Regions from separate parts of the Homo sapiens genome. Here region 1 is linked to region 2. The links are chromatin loops, found by intact Hi-C in ENCODE. Cell type or tissue: gastrocnemius medialis. All regions are shown on one strand.

Region 1 (8,000 bases), 120 kb after region 2:
AACCTAAGTCTGCAGACTTGGTTAAGGAAGGGTTGGATGCAAGATCACAAGGGAGGGAGAAAAGGGAGCTGTCCCAGAGAGGCGAGTAATTCGGACCCCGGCACCATGAGGGGTAGCCGAGACTACTGCCAATCTCCAGGGCTCAAATAGAGTCTATTTAAAATCCTGTACTTCAGAAAGTTAACTGGTTTTTCATTGTACATCCTACAGGTATGTGTGTATGTGTGTGTTGTGTGTGTGTGTGTTGTGTACATGTGTGTGTATGTGTGTGTGTATATATATATATCCTATAAAAGCCCTCAAATATTAATATATCAACTGGTTTCAATAATGCTACCAAAAATGTAAGGTGTTCTTCAAGATTAATGTTAAAGAGTACCAAGGGGATTACACGAGGTGTGACAAAAATTAAAGTGTGAAGCACCCCAGGTGTAAGAAAGTGGAAATGACACAGAGTTACCTTCCTCGTTGTTTATTCCCCACTTGGAAAATCCATTTCCAGAGCGTATCTGACTTAGTCCATCTGCACTGCTCTAACAAAATACAAAAGGCTGGGTAATGTATAAAGAACAGATTTTTTTTTTTTTTAGAGACAGGCTCTCGCTCTGTCACCCAGGCTATAATACAGTGGCACAATCATAGCTCACTGTAACCTTGAACTCCTGGGCTCCAGCGATCCTCCTGCCTCAACCTACTGAGGAGCTAGAACTGCAGATGCGTGCCACTAAGCCTGGCTAATGTTAAAAATTTTGCAGAGATGGCATCTCACTATATTGCCCAGATTGGTCTTGAACTCCTGGGCTCAAGCAATTCTCCCACTTTAGCCTCCAAAGAGCTGGGATTACAGGTGTGAGACACCATGCCTGACCATGAACAGAAATTTTTTTCTTGGTTCTGGAGTCCAAGATGAAGAGGCTGGTGGGTTTATTGTGTGGTGAGGACTAGGTGTCTGCTTCCAAGATGATGCCTCCTTGCTGCACCCTCCAGAACACAGTGTCCTCACACAGATCAGAGGAAGGTGAAATGGAATGCTGCATGAAGCCTCTTTCACAGGGGCCTTGATCTCATTCATGAGGGAGGAGCTCTCAGAGCCTAATCACCTCTTAAAGGGCCACCTCTTAATATTATCATTTTAGCCATTAAATTTCAACACCTGAATTTTGGAGGGGACACATTCGAATGATAGCCGTGCCTCAGCTGAAAGCCTGTTCTTTTTCAAGTTATGATTCACATTCATAAAATACCTGCCCCAGAATCACCCCCATGAACTTGTAAAAATGCAGATTCCTGAGAACCCCCTCCAAAGCCACTGACCCGTCATATCTGAGTGAGGTATCACAAGTCACCATAGTTGGGAGCCACAGGCATTAGCCTCTGAGAGCCAGTGCTTCCAAAGGTGTTGAGTTTAAGTAAAGGATGCCATTCCATTATAGATGGTGACAATAAAAAAAAAAAAAGAAGAAGCCTACCACTTCTGTCTGGTCACTGATTTCTGCACATCTTTTGGAGAAAACAATCGTGCATGCTGTGCTTCCTGGCTATGTTACCCCTACTGCAGGCAGGGCACTGTGCTAGGTGCTGAGGATTCAAAGATCTGCAAGACGTAAGAACTACCACTTGGCAGGTAAGACAAAATCATCACAACTGATGATGAGCGAGGCAGATGGCTGCTACAGAAAGACACCCTTTTCCCTGGCTGTGGAAGCCAAGCTCAGCAGCATAAGTGCCAGCGGGGCTGCCCGGACTATGTCAGCGGCACCATTCCTCGGCCACTGCTCATCTTTGCTTCTCCTGAGCCCCTCTGAGAACAGATGGCATTGCTGAGGTCCCTCAGTGTTTCTCAGCACCTGCTGGCACCTCCATTGCAAACAAGACCGTCAAGAAAACCATCTTCCACAACTTTTGTAATCATCCAGGTCTTAACCCATAGAATGTGGCAAGACTGGTCAAAATGTCAAGGAATGGGACATTCTGGCAGGGGAACAAGCCATGCACACCCTCCCTCAGCAAGGGGCAGCTCTCCCCTCCCTGGAGAGGATGGTCACCTGACAACCACGCAGCCACAGCAGGGACACACAAAGCCGGGCATCCAGGCCCTCCTCCACCGTGGCGGCCAGGGGCACACAAAGCCGGGCATCCAGGCCCTCCTCCACCATGGCGGCCAGGGGCACACAAAGCCGGGCATCCAGGCCCTCCTCCACCGTGGCAGGCAGGGGCACACAAAGCCGGGCATCCAGGCCCTCCTCCACCGTGGCGGCCAGGGGCACACAAAGCCGGGCATCCAGGCCCTCCTCCACCGTGAAGGGCAGGGGCACACAAAGCCGGGCATCCAGGCCCTCCTCCACCGTGACGGGCAGGGGCACACAAAGCCGGGCATCCAGGCCCTCCTCCACCGTGGCGGCCAGGGGCACACAAAGCTGGGCATCCAGGCCCTCCTCCACCATGAAGGGCAGGGGCACACAAAGCCGGGCATCCAGGCCCTCCTCCACCGTGACGGGCAGGGGCACACAAAGCCGGGCATCCAGGCCCTCCTCCACCGTGGCAGGCAGGGGCACACAAAGCTGGGCATCCAGGCCCTCCTCCACTGTGGCGGGCAGGGGCACACAAAGCCGGGCATCCAGGCCCTCCTCCACCGTGAAGGGCAGGGGCACACAAAGCCGGGCATCCAGGCCCTCCTCCACCGTGGCGGCCAGGGGCACACAAAGCCGGGCATCCAGGCCCTCCTCCACCGTGGCGGCCAGGGGCACACAAAGCCGGGCATCCAGGCCCTCCTCCACCGTGGCGGGCAGGGACACAGATGTCATGGCCAGATTGCCTCCACATTGGAAAACAGGAGGTGCTTTCTCTCCACCCCGCTACAGCAACCTGGATACCCACCACCAGCCTTCCCACGGCAGCCTGGAAATCAGCAATGTGCCAATCTTAAAGCATCCCATTAGCTTTTACGCCACCTGTTCCCTTCTCACTAATCTCACCGACCCCAGGCCGGCAGCGAATATTCAGTTCAACTCAAACATTTCTTACCTCTCCATGCAAGACAGGTGCCCTCTGGAGCCAGAGCTCTGAGGCCACCTCCAGGGAGTGACTGCGGTGGGTAAGAGGCCCACAGTTTAACTTCCTAGACCAACGACAGTGGCTAGAAAGTCCAGCTGTTCCCATGAATTGGACCTGTGGCAGGTGCAGGGAAGTGCCGCAGGCGGGAGCAGAGCCTCTCACACTGGGCTCCTCCCTTAGTTCTTTCCTCTTCCACAGACTCCCTCATCCCCCACCTCTGGGAGGCCTGAGGTAGGCAGGGGCAGAGACAATCCTTGTAACCTTCTCCAGTCCTTCAACAGAGACTCCAGCCAGTTCCCAAACTCGGGATCTATAGAGGTGCAGCAAGCAGCAGCTGGAGCCTGAGGGGAGGGTGGAAGGTTGTGTTTACTGGAGGGAGGGAGAAGGGAGGACAAGTACATTCCAGCCTTCCTGAGACCCAGGAAGTTCTTGGCATCTTCTGCAAATGCCATTGGCACTGATTAGGCTAGATTTTCACCTTTACAACAACAGCTTTGTAGCTTAGACTCCAGACAAGTAGTGTAGAATAAAATTCCAATTAATTTTAAAAACTCCAACTGTGTTATTCTGACTCGGCCATGAAGTAAGTTTCCACTGAGGCAGTAAATTGTTGTCTCATCTACCTCTGCTGCTTCTGCTACTAGAACAGACACTCAAATCAGATCACAAGTCACAGCAGATGGACAGGGAGAAGGAGAGGCCATGCTTTAATTTTAACAAATGAAGTGATTGAAACACATCTTTACTTTTCAAAGGAAAAACGGTGGCAAATACTAATGGGACAAGTTCTTTATGCTGATCTATGTTTCCATTCCCAGAAAGAGGTGTTAAATGGTACATGATTAAATGGTTAAGCCTCTCCCCAGAGCTTTATTTTCTCCTGAGCAGGGAACAATTTGGATTGAGGAGAACATACTCAAAACAACCTTAGAGATTCAAAAAAAAAAAAAGTCCTTAGAAGAGAAACTAGATTCAAGAATTGGATGCCTTGCTACTACTTCTGCTAAATATTGACATAAAAGAAAGGAGAAACAGAATGTCTCACACCTAGTGGGCGGTCCATAATTATCTGCTGAGTGACTGACTGAATGATTTACTTTGAGTCCCAGTGGCTCTGAACCAGCAAGCTTACACAGATGCTATAAAGGCAAGCAGGGCTGAAGATTTATTGTTGCCCAGTTGCCCTCAATGACCATAAATCTTTGCCAGTTTCTAGGCTGTTCCAGGCAGTACAGCTAGAAGCTCAGAAGGCTTAACAACAGTGTATTGCAATGACTTCCTTTGGAAGGCCCCATTGATGCTCCTATTTATAGAAAGGGGTGAGAGGTCTAGCAGAACTACGGTTTTAGTCTCTCTGACACAAGAGAGGAGAATCCCAGTCCCCCACTCACTGAGACAGGTTCTTCAGCCCAGACAGCGACCAAGCTGCAGAGTGGCAGGTCTTCAGTCCTTGGACACAGCAGAAGATGGGCAAGGGGCATTCAGGCCAATCACTGCCCATGACCTGACACTGCCTTAGAACTGGGAGTTTCCTGTCCTCTGGCCTCCCATAGCTCTGTGGTCCTAGGCATATTAAAACCCATCAAGAATGGGCACAGTGTCTCAGTTTGGGAAGATGAGAAAGTTCGGGAGATGAATGGTGGGGATGGTTGCAAAAAAAAATAGTAAATGTACTTAATGTAGCTGACCTGTACACTTAAAAATGGCTAAAATGTTAAATTTTATATTATGTGTATTTTACAACAATAAAAAAACAAAACAAGGGGCTGAGCATGGTGGTTCATGCCTGTAATCCCAGCATTTTGGGAGGCCAAGGTGGGCAGATCACTTTCAGCTCAAGACCAGCCTGGGCAACATGGTGAAACCCCATCTGTATAAACATACAAAAATTAGCCAGGCATGGTGGTGGGTGCCTGTAGTTCCAGCTACTCAGGAGGCTGAGGTGGGAGGATAGCTTGAGCCCAGGAGGCAGAGGTTGCAGTGAGCCGAGATAGCACCACTGCTTTCTAGCCTGGGCAATAGCGACACTCTATCTCAAAAACAAAACATGTCAATCCAGATGTGTATCAGTTGTCTCCACTAGCAAACTAAGAGCTCCTTGAGGGCAGGAACTGCATTTCATTTATTTTTTTAGCCCCCATGTATAACATGGTATCCACACACACACATATACTGCAATTTGTTATTGAGTGAATAAACCGGAGCTCTCTGCCATGTAAAATGCTTAGGCTTAAAACTACCATAAAACTCATTTTCTGAAATGTTCAAGTTAAGAATAAGAGTAACCCACATAATTGCATGAGTAACCTCCTCTTGAAATTGAGACAGATTTGAAGATGGTCATACAGGTTATATTCAAAAGGCTATAACTAGTAACTGCTCTAGGTATGTAAGTAAAGTACAAAGCAAAAGCAGACACATATTCTTTTTATAACTTTTGCCTTTATCAATTTATTCCAGACAGAATGCCTCCTGGATCAACTGTCATATTTATGAACTGAGTCAATCTCACCTTTAAATCAGTGTCAATAATTGTATTCAACATGTGTAAGTACTCAAACAAGTAGACTTCCCCGGTACTCACTGAGATGCTAAAGAATAACAAACATCAACCCCCAAGCAGTGGTCAAACAAAACAGGGTCTTAAACTATGCAACAAATTATAAGAGCCTCTTTTACGTTTTATAGCTGAACAAGCAAATCATTTTATCAGATTCACCAAGGACAGAACTGTTTGTGCTAAAGGCGAGGTGAGTTAGGAGTAGTCAGAAGCCAAGGTGGTTTAATAAAATGTAAAATATTTTAAATAAAACACTATTTAATCATTTTTGCATCCTACTGGTAGATAATCAAAGAGCTACTCCTTTAATTAATGGAAAAGCATGATTTATAATTGGCATACAAATTGTAGTAGAACATTATTTGGTTCTCTTCACTAAATTACACATGCCACTTAAAATCCTGTTTACAGTATCATTTTGTACATACTCTCAAGAGACAAAACAAACAGGGGTTGCCAAAGAAAGATAAATCTTGGCTCAAGCTGTGTCCAAATCCTTATAAGTGTTTTGAATTTGTTAAGTAACCATTTCTTGGGATAAGTGGAAGGTAACAGAAATGGAAGAGGGATTTAGAGAAAAAAACAAAATAAGAAAACCATGCCCACTGTATTAGTCTGTTCTCACGCTGCTGGTAAAGACATACCCGAGACTGGGTATTCATAAAGAAAAAGAGGTTTAATGAACTCACAGTTCCACATGGCTGGGGAGGCCTCACAATCATGGCAGAAGGCGGAAGGCACTGCTTTCATGGCAGCAGCAAGAGAGAAATGAAAACCAAACAAAAGGAGTTTCCCTTTACAAAACCAGCAGATCTCGTGAGACATTCACTACCATAAGAACAGTATCAGGGAAACCGCCCCCCATGATTCAATGATCTCCCACAGGGTCCCTCCCACAACACGCAGGAATTATGGGAGCTACAATTCAGGATGAGATTTGGGTGGGGACACAGCCAAACCATGTCACCCACATTAGGCATTCAATAAATGCCTGCTGAAGAAGTGGATGGAAGCCAGGATAAGGAGGCTTAGGACAGGGGGCTCCAGAGCTACATCCTATGAATGGTAGAAGGAAATGGGGAATGAGCTTTTATCAAGAGCAGCTGTTCAAAATCAGAATGGGCTTCCTTGCAAGGACATTCCAGATCTGAGTGACCCAGCAGAGGCAGATGTCATCCCCTCCCTCCTCCAGATGTATACAGCTACCTCCCACCCCTCCCTCCTCCCCTTCTCCCAGCCCTGGCCCTCCATCGAGGACTTCAGCATTTACTCATTATCTGCAGGATGCAAGCCAAGTCCATCTTCTCATTTCCGATCTCTTTCCCGTCGTAGCTCTCTTCTTCTTCATCTTCCTTTCTCTTACTCACTCCTGGAAATTCTTTTGAAAATGCAGACTCTGATACAGACATCTACACACTCCAATTCTAATAAAGAAAATGTACTTTTTTTCTTGTTTTCCTGTCTTTCTGAGTAGTGTGGCATTTGGGGACCACTGACATAGGCAACTTTCCATCTAGTGTAGCAGTCTCTGAGATTTTCTCACATGTGAGACATCCTTGTCTCTTCCTCCTCTTTTTCCTCCTCTTTTTCTTCTTCCTGTGTCCTGGAGATGCTGATTAAACAAGCCTTGAGTGACTTTTTAAAGCTCCCTCGGTGATTTGGATAATCAGGAGATTTGGGAAGCACTGGTCTTGGTAACGTCTAAGCTTCCTTCTCTCTATGAATCAAAGCTTGGCCCATATCTGCCAGGAACAGCCTATACAAAAAATGATTTATACTCTGTACTTAAACAACAGAGTAAGAAAAAGATAACTGGGAAAAGAGAACTGATCACTCAGAATATTCCAGGGTCTATCTCCCTCCCACTAAAAGGTCAGCCAAATGTGTGACTGTGCCATGTCATCCTCTAGCACAGGGGTCCCAAGACCCAGGCCATGGACTAGTACCAGTCCCAAAAGATGAGAGGCCCTGAAAGATGAGACACTGTGTGGAAACAGAGAGGGCAAGAAGCCAGACCTGTAGGTGAAGGAACCATCGTGGAAAACCAGCCCAGTCCAGTCTTCGGATGATTCCAGACCCAGCCACCATCTGACTCCGGCTGTGTAAGAGAGCCCAAGAGGGAACCATCCAGCTGAGTCCTATCAACCCCCAGAACCATGAAATATAATAACACATATTGTGTTAAGCTACTGAGATTTGGGGGGTGTTTTGTGGCATGCAACAACAGATACCTGGAGCAGATAGGTAATTTGCCAGTCTGAATTTCCTTTAAAGCACAGTGGTACTGGTCCATGGCCTGTTTGGGACCAGGCCACACAGTAGGAGGTGAACATGGGCAAGAAAGCATTACCGCCTGAGCCCTGTCTCTTGTTGATCAGTGGGAGCA
Region 2 (8,000 bases):
ACTTGAATTGCCCCCATTTAGCAGGTGAAGAAACTGATTGTCAGAACAGTCAAGAAACAGGGCGGGGGGCACGTGGGGCAGATGCAGCCCCTGAAGTCCCTGCCTTGCCACCTCCGCACTCTCGTTTCTTCCTGGGCACCCGGTGTCTTCTAATCCTCCTGAAACACTCCAAGGAAGATAAACATACACTCCAGCCCTAAGCAGCCCCTGGGTCTATCTGCATTGCGCAATGACCTGAAATAGAGAAAGCGAGGCATTTCCAGCCCCAGAGTGCATCTGCTTCCAGCAATGAGATTTTTATCTTCAGTAGAATCACCGGGTGAGGAGAGAGCAATAGAAATGTCTGGAAGGAACATAAGCTCTTTATCAATAGTTTTCTTTCAGAATAAAGGGAGAACAAATGGCTTCTATTTTTCGAATTTTTAAATTCCAATGAAGAAAACAAGAGAAAAATCAGCAAAGTATGAAGTATACTTTAATAAACCTAAGGATAACCCTGGCCACCTCCCTCGTCAGGCGTCACTCAGTCACGGGGAGAGGATGGTGAACATGGAGACTGCAAATGGGGGCCTCTGCCAGGGTCTCCTCTGACTGCAGTTGGCTGTGCCCGGGCCATGCCAAGGGCCTGCCCGAATTTCCTGTCCTTGTGATTACATCTGGATTTTAGTCAAGGACACAGCAGGTGCAAGAGAAAAACCCAATACAGGGTGACTAAGGAGATTCGGGAGAGGAATCGCTCATTGCCCCTTGGTGACACCAGCTGCTGCTGCTTGCAGGGTGAGGAGAGGGGAAAGTCGGGCCTCCTGGGACAGTTTGTTCCACAGCTTGGTAGTAGGAGAGTCTTAATTGCCAGCTTTGATTTTAACTCAAAGAACAATTCAAGGAAGCTGACTCTCAGAGCTCACAACTGTCCCTTTTCCTTTCCCAGCTGGCTTTGCTGGGATGAAAATCTATGAGTCTTGGTTGCACAACACACATAACTGACAGCAGGACGGCAGCCTTCACGGGTTCCTGGGCTTGCCTGTCCACTTCTCTGCCCTCCCTGAGGGACCTGGAAGTTCCGAAATGGCCTGAACCTCCATGCCCTTCATCTTCTTATCCCCAGGGTCTAAGCCCAGCCCAGAGGTGTCCCAATGAGTGGGTGTTTAATGAAATAATGGATTAACACTGAAGTCCAGATTGTAACACAAGGAAACGTGGAACACATGAAGAGAGGCTGTCCCTGTCTGCCAGCTTCAGAGAGAGATGGAGCTGGAGAAAGATCTGTGGATGGCCCCGAACGGAGGGAACCTTGGGGAGAAATGGAAAGGCAAGTGTCTTCTACCTCTCAGTCTTGTCCAGGGCAGGTCCTACAAAGGAGGGTGTCCACCCACAGGGCATGATGTGATCAAGGAGCCTTCACAGAATAGCCTGTGTTTCCAATGGCCTGTGTCACCTCAGCAGACTCCCTTGGTTCAAAGTATAAAAAGAAAGTTCCCCCGTTCCGACAACATTGCCACCGGGGGTCCAGAGCTAGCTTCAGGAGCTTATTTGGGCTTCACAGGAAAAAGAGAGTTTCTGGGCAGCTACATTTGAAGAAAAATTAACCTCCATACTTAAAAATGATAGGAATGAATCCTAAGGGCTTGCGATGGAGAGAAAAAGTTTTGAAAGGACCTAATAAATCCAGGATATCTCATGTTGATGGCCAGGTGGCATGAAATCTTCAGCGTCCTTGCTTAACCAAGGGGCATTCTGAAGCCATGCATTCAGGACAAATCTTAAACATGGTCAGTCATGAAGTCCCCCTGCATGGGAGGGGCTGAGAAAGCTGAGGCAAATATAGGCAGCACAAGCTATTGGGTGAGCATACACTTTTATCATCAGGGCAACATTGTATTATTTGGGACATGTAGTATATAGAGAGAGATGGGTTTGAATCCTTCTTAAGGATACAAAACAGAACACAGAAAAAGAAAGACAACTATCTTAACATTTACCCAAAAAGTGATTTTTCTTTTGGCAACTCCCTGTGAGCCATAATGATTTCAAGATAAAAAGTTCAAAATTAAAAAAAAAAAAAACATTCTGTCTCAGTATGGAGAATGGATGGGAGGGCTTTTGCAACAGTCGAGGCAAGAAATGGCTTGTAACAGAAGTTTTACAGTGGGAGATGGATTTAAAATGCATTTCAACAATAGAACAGGACCTCCTGACAGATTAGATGTTGATGAGGAGGGGGAGGAGGAGGAATCAAGGCTAACTCAGAAGGTGATAGTTTATCAATGGTGGTGATATATCTTTTTTTTCCCTGAAAAAAAAATCCTTGGGAAAAAAGTTCCAATTGGCTGTCACTTCAAAATAACAAACCTGAATAAATATCTTGGAAAAAATGTATCATTAGTAACACTTGAAACCAAAAAAAAAAAAAAGAAAAGAAAAGAAAAAGTAGTTTCAGTCCAGGAATTGAACTGAAGTTAGAAAAATCTGCGTTCTTTTTGTTTTTTGTTTTTGTTTTTTAGCATCAAAATGTGAGATGAGAAGATCTGGGTTCTAATCAAGGTTTTACTACAAATCGTGTGACCCCTTTAGACTCACTTAATTCCCATAGCGCCTCAGTTTCCTCATCTGCAAAAAATGAACTAAATTGAAGAGCTCTGAAATTTTGTAAAACATGTGCTGTTAATTCTGAAGTTGGTTGGCTCCTTTTTACATCCTTACTGACTTTAGTCACGGTAAGTAGCACAATGGCTTGCATTTTCTCCAGATACTAATTCTCAGAACATAAGTTGTTTTTAATTTTGTATCTATGCCATCTTTGCACTCCAGGAAGAGCCCCCCCGTGTGGTTCCCAGTCCTAGAAAATCAGCACCTTTGCAAGGTATCCCAACGAGTGCACGGGCAGTGATAAAATACACCGCGGCTCCAGAGTGCATTTTATCTTGCGTAGGCCTTCCAAGCTCCACATGCTCCGTGCCAGGATTAGCTGAGAGGACACGGGGAAGCCACTGCTGACCAGGCTGAAACTATATCTGGGCTTGGGCTCAGTTGAAGGATACAGTGAGTTCCTTTTAGTGTGTGGCCTGGCCCACTGCCTGGACACACAGCTACATTCAGCCTCGTCTGCTGCTGTAACTAAACCATGTACCTCACTTCCTCAACTATAGGCAGGGTCATTTAGATTGAAGGCTGTATTTTGAGTCTGATTTGATTGACACACTAAATTTATTAAACAGTAGATTTTGTCTATCCATGTCACTATCTCTTATGAAGTGCAAGGAAGGCTCTGTTTTAAGAAGGCATGGCCTCCAGAAAGACACTAGCAAGGACCTCACATGCATAGAAAGGTCTTGAAGAAATCGAAACTCCATCCAAGTTCAAAATAGGCCCACCCCTTCTCCCCCTTTACTCAACAGACATTTGGTGATGTCCTTGCTGGACCTACTGTGTGACGAGCATGTGCCAGGTGGACAGGGAGCAGTGGCCACTTGCAGGGGTCTTGCTAATGCCACTTGTCCTAGAGAGAGACACCCAGAAACTCAGTCCTGGGAACCCTTTCCTCAATGAGCACAGCAAATCACTTTTCAGGTCATATGGAATCAGCTTTTGCAGGCGGTGGTCTCTGGATGACAATAACAGTCAAAGCACAACCAATCTGTCGAAGAGATGTTGCTCTTGCTTCTAGTGAGTAGTGTGAAAGGAAAATAAATCTCAGGACCCCAAAATCACTAAGCCCAAGGGAAAAGTCAAGCTGGAAACTGCATCAGGCAAACCTCCCTCCCATTTTATTCCTAAATAAGATAGCTACAAAGATTTTTTTTTTAAAGCTACCTACATCCCTCACCACTTGCCCACCAGGAAATTCCTTATGGGCCCCAAGATCTTTATCCTAAAACAATTCTGTTGAATTTCACCCTAACAATGTAAATTGATAGATTATCTTCACAGGTGCGGGACAAAGGACAGAACTCAAAGCCCTCCCTCTGCTCACCTGAGACAAATGCATATCTGATTGCTTTCTCTGATGCAAGCATACAGATTCAAGGAACTAGATGAAGGCATAAGTGACTTTTCCTCTAACCCCCTCTCACCTGTAAACTGTGTATTTGGTGAAAAGATGATCAAGGACTCAAAAGAATGCAATCATTTGTCTCTTATCTACCCATACCTTTAAAAAATGCCTTCCTCTTTCCCCAATGTCCACCCTTTCCCCTTTAAATATTGAAGCCTTCAGAATCATCTTTGAAGAAGGCACAGACCTGCCTCCCGGGCGCATGCTCTTAACCTTGGCAAGGTAGACTTTCTAAATTGATTGAGACCTGTCTCAGATACCTTTTGGTTCGTAGTAGAAAATCAGAATATTTGAAAAGAACTAGACCTGAATTTTTATAGTCCAAACAGTCCTACAGAAAAGTTCCTACTCATTTGCCTCCAGTGTTTTGTTTGTTTGTTTGTTTGTTTGTTTGTTTGTTTGCGATGGAGTCTCACTCTGTTGCCCAGTCTGGAGTGCAATGGCACGATCTCGGCTCACTGCAACCTCTGCTTCCTGGGTTCAAGCGATTCTCATGCCTCAGCCTCTGGAGTAGCTGGGACTACAGGCATGTACCACCATGCCCAGCTAATTTTTGTATTTTTAGTAGAGATGGCATTTTGCCATGTTAGCCAGGCCGGTCTCGAACTCCTGACCTCAAGTGCCTCCAGTGTTTTTAAGCTATTTTCCATATTAAATGCTTGCTTTGTGTCAGGCACTGTCTGAAAATTCTCATGTTGGAGCAATTCAGCCTGCATGACAATCCTATGAAACAGGCAATATTATCGTCCCCAGGAGAAAACCGAGGCACAGAGAACTGAAGTAACCTACCCACAGCTAGGAGGTCATCGAATGGGCACCTCCTGCAGTGTCTATGTGTGTAACCATTAGAAAGTCCTGCCACTAGGCCACAGAGCCCTGTGAGCTGTGGAGGTGAGCCCAACAATTGGCTCCCCAACTGCTGATTCTAGCTTGTGTGCTTTCCTAAGCCTAGAGGTAGATGGAAAGAAAAGTAGAGGGCCAGCTCAGTTGCGCTCTGGAGCTGAGATGCAGAAATAGTATTCCACTGGGGAGGCCACCAGGTGTGTCACATTCTTCGCTACATGCTCAGTTTTGTCAGGGATCTGTAGTCAGCAAACTACCAAGAGCACCAACCACACTTGCCTCCAGTCCCTCATGTCTAGCCCTAAGGCAGAGTCCAGACTGCCACACCGAGGTGCCAGCTGACTCCAGAGCGGCCCCTGCCCTGAGAGCTCAGAAGTATCAACACACGGCTGGGCACGGTGGCTCACACCTGTATTCCCAGCACTTTGGAAGGCCGAGGCAGGTGGATCACACGGTCAAGAGATCGAGATCTTCCTGGCCGACCTGGTGAAACCCTGTCTCTACTAAAAATACAAAAATTAGCTGGGCATGGTGGCACGCGCCTGTAATCCCAGCTACTCTGGAAGCTGAGGCAGGAGAATCGCTTGAACCCGGAAGGCAGAGGCTGCAGTGAGCCGAGATTGCACCACCACACTCCAGCCTGGCAACAGAGTGAGACACCATCTCAAAAAAAAAAAAAAAGTATCAACACTCAGATGGTCACTGCCAGACCCTGCTGTTTTCTGCTCATTGCATCATCTCCCACCAGAGGTGACAGGGAAGATGTTTGCTGGGAAGATTTGTAAACTCCTGCATTCTGTAGCGAGAAGACTTGAATTCAGTAGCCAGAGACTTCGGGAGGGTCCCCAAAAGGGAGACACCATCGAGCACCAGGTGGTAGTACTCTGGAGCGCCAGGTGGTAGTACCACATGGAAGCAGCGGCAGCTGACACACAAGCCACTTTTTTCCAGCCCAAAAAAGTGAAGTTTCTAGGGATCAAGTTTCCCAACTGCAGCAACAGTCTACGGAACATGAGGTCACTGAGGAGGGGCCTGTCATGGTGAAGACCCCCCACCCCCTGGGGCAACTGTTCTCCCCTCCCTCTGCCAGGCAGTGATGGACCATTCAACAATGAATGATGCCTGAATGTCCCCTGACATAAGCCAACTCTGCTCCACACCCCTATCAAGGGAGGTGGCCCACATCAGGAAATATAAAAGTAATCATGGGTCAAGTCAGAAGAGTTTTTAAAAATCAAACATCTGTGACATTCAAATCTTTAATTGACCTAAGCTATGGGGTCATTTCTTTCTTAGTGGTTTTATTCCAAAAGCAACTTGAACAGCCAGTGGTTTGGTTTCCCAGAACTAGTGTGGGCAGCCTGAGTCAGTTTCACTGGTGTTCGTGAGCCTGAGCCCAGGGACTCTGAAGGGCCCCAAGTGCCCGCTCAGAGGGAGCCCCCACCAGCTGCCTCATGCCTGCCACATGTCCCGGGTAAATCCCAGGACACCTTGTGGGGAAAATGGCCAACAGTAGGCCTCAGCAACATGTCACAAATTTGTCCAGATCACCTGTGAGGGTGGAGAGGGCAGATCCCAATGGAGTCAGGGAGATCTTCTGGGATTTGCTTCTGAATCCAGACCTGAAAGGCAGGCGTGGTCCGTCTGAATTGCCAAGGTGCTGAGACACTGGGCATGGATGGGTGGTTACTTCAAAATAGTGAGAGCTCTCTGGGCACCCCCTTTCTTCTGCATTTTGTTCCCTGACTGGATACGCTAAAGGCTAACACTCCCCCAGTCAGCGCCCTGATTTTTAAAGCAAAAAAGGAGAAAAAGAGACAAGTCTCAGGAGCAACTTCCCGCAATTCTCTTATGAAATCATCTGAGTTTCTATTTATAACCAGGCCATTGTTCAAATGCCAGCTACCTAAAATTGCAAACATATACACATATTCTCCCTCACCGTCATCAACATTTGACTCTTCTTCTGGGCATTAGCATCACCTAATATACCTTATTATTTATGCAATAAACAATAAGAATTAGAAATGTTGCCAGCACATCACAGGGGCTCAATAATCCTTGTTGAATGATGAATAAATGAATTAATAGATCAACAAAGATCAGGTCACCTGCAAATCCATTCAGAACGCACCTTGGGCTGGGCATTGAGGAGTCCCTTTTCTCCTTGGCTCCCTCCTCACTTTTCTCTTCCAGGACCCCTCAGCCTTGCTGGTTTTAGCCCCTGGCCCCCCAGGGTTCCTGCACAGCTCTTAGTTACTTGGTTTCAACCTGAGAAGCTAAGGTGGCTGTCTGGCCTGAGCTCTGCAGGTGGAAGCCTGAGCTCTTTACAGTGAAATATCCATCAAGTCTCAGTGTAACTTTAATGCATTATTCATCCCACAGAGTCTTTTTTTTTTTTTTTAAGACGGAGTCTCGCTCTGTCACCCAGGCTTGGAGTGCAGTGGCACGATCTCGGCTCCTGACCTCAAGTGATCTGCCCACCTCAGCCTCCCAAAATGCTGGGATTACAGGCATGAGCCACCATGCCCAGCCCTGTCCCACAGAGTCTTGATATCTTCTCCTAAAACAAACAAAAAAATCACAGTAAATGGGAATATTTTGGTGTAGAGGTGAGATGACAGACTGCCCCACCAGGAGTCAGGATTCAGACTCACTCTGCATTCAAGGAACAAGGACTTCATCTTTTTTTCTTCCAGTAATGTGATCACAGCACACTACAGCCTCCATCTCCTGGGCTCAAACAATCCTCCCACCTCAGTCTCCCAAGTAGCTGGGACCTATAGGCGCACACCACCATGCCCAGATTATTTGTTTGTTTGTGTTTCAGTAGAGATGGGGTCTTGCTATGTTGCCCAGGCTGGTCTCAAACTCTTGAGCTCAAGTGATCCTCCCACCTTGGCCTTCTAAAGTGCTAGGATTACAGGCAAAAGCCACTGCGCCCGGCCTCAGAACTTTACCTTAAGGATATGTGTGGGAGTGAGGAAAACAGGACCCTTGTCTGGACCTCATGGAAATCGGGAAAAGCTGGACCATCAGGCTCCTGGGCCCAGGGATGGGCAGCAGCCACTGGGCTTTGGCCTCACGTAGTGCAGAACCCACAGGG

The links. Peaks named below come from ENCODE experiments on the same cell type or tissue, not always from the same donor. Only the 100,000 strongest peaks of a DNase experiment are listed, where the experiment ranks them.
Region 1: a loop joins it to region 2, with 5 times the contacts of the local background. A loop is called at or near these places in 5 of 110 quality-filtered maps.

The regions. Positions count from the first base shown.
Region 1 is chr6:150,192,458-150,200,457 of GRCh38, reverse strand. The region is part of intron 1 of PPP1R14C (protein phosphatase 1 regulatory inhibitor subunit 14C); the gene reads right to left. Among named protein-coding and RNA genes, the nearest start is that of PPP1R14C, 53 kb to the right of the region's middle. RefSeq lists a silencer at 3,011-3,305. In gastrocnemius medialis, no CTCF peak of the experiment used is centred here; a DNase peak (open chromatin) is centred at 4,237; H3K27ac peaks cover 1,528 bases.
Region 2 is chr6:150,315,566-150,323,565 of GRCh38, reverse strand. No RefSeq gene overlaps it. Among named protein-coding and RNA genes, the nearest start is that of IYD, 49 kb to the left of the region's middle. In gastrocnemius medialis, no CTCF peak of the experiment used is centred here; DNase peaks (open chromatin) are centred at 895, 985 and 3,005; H3K4me3 peaks cover 651 bases; H3K27ac peaks cover 3,653 bases.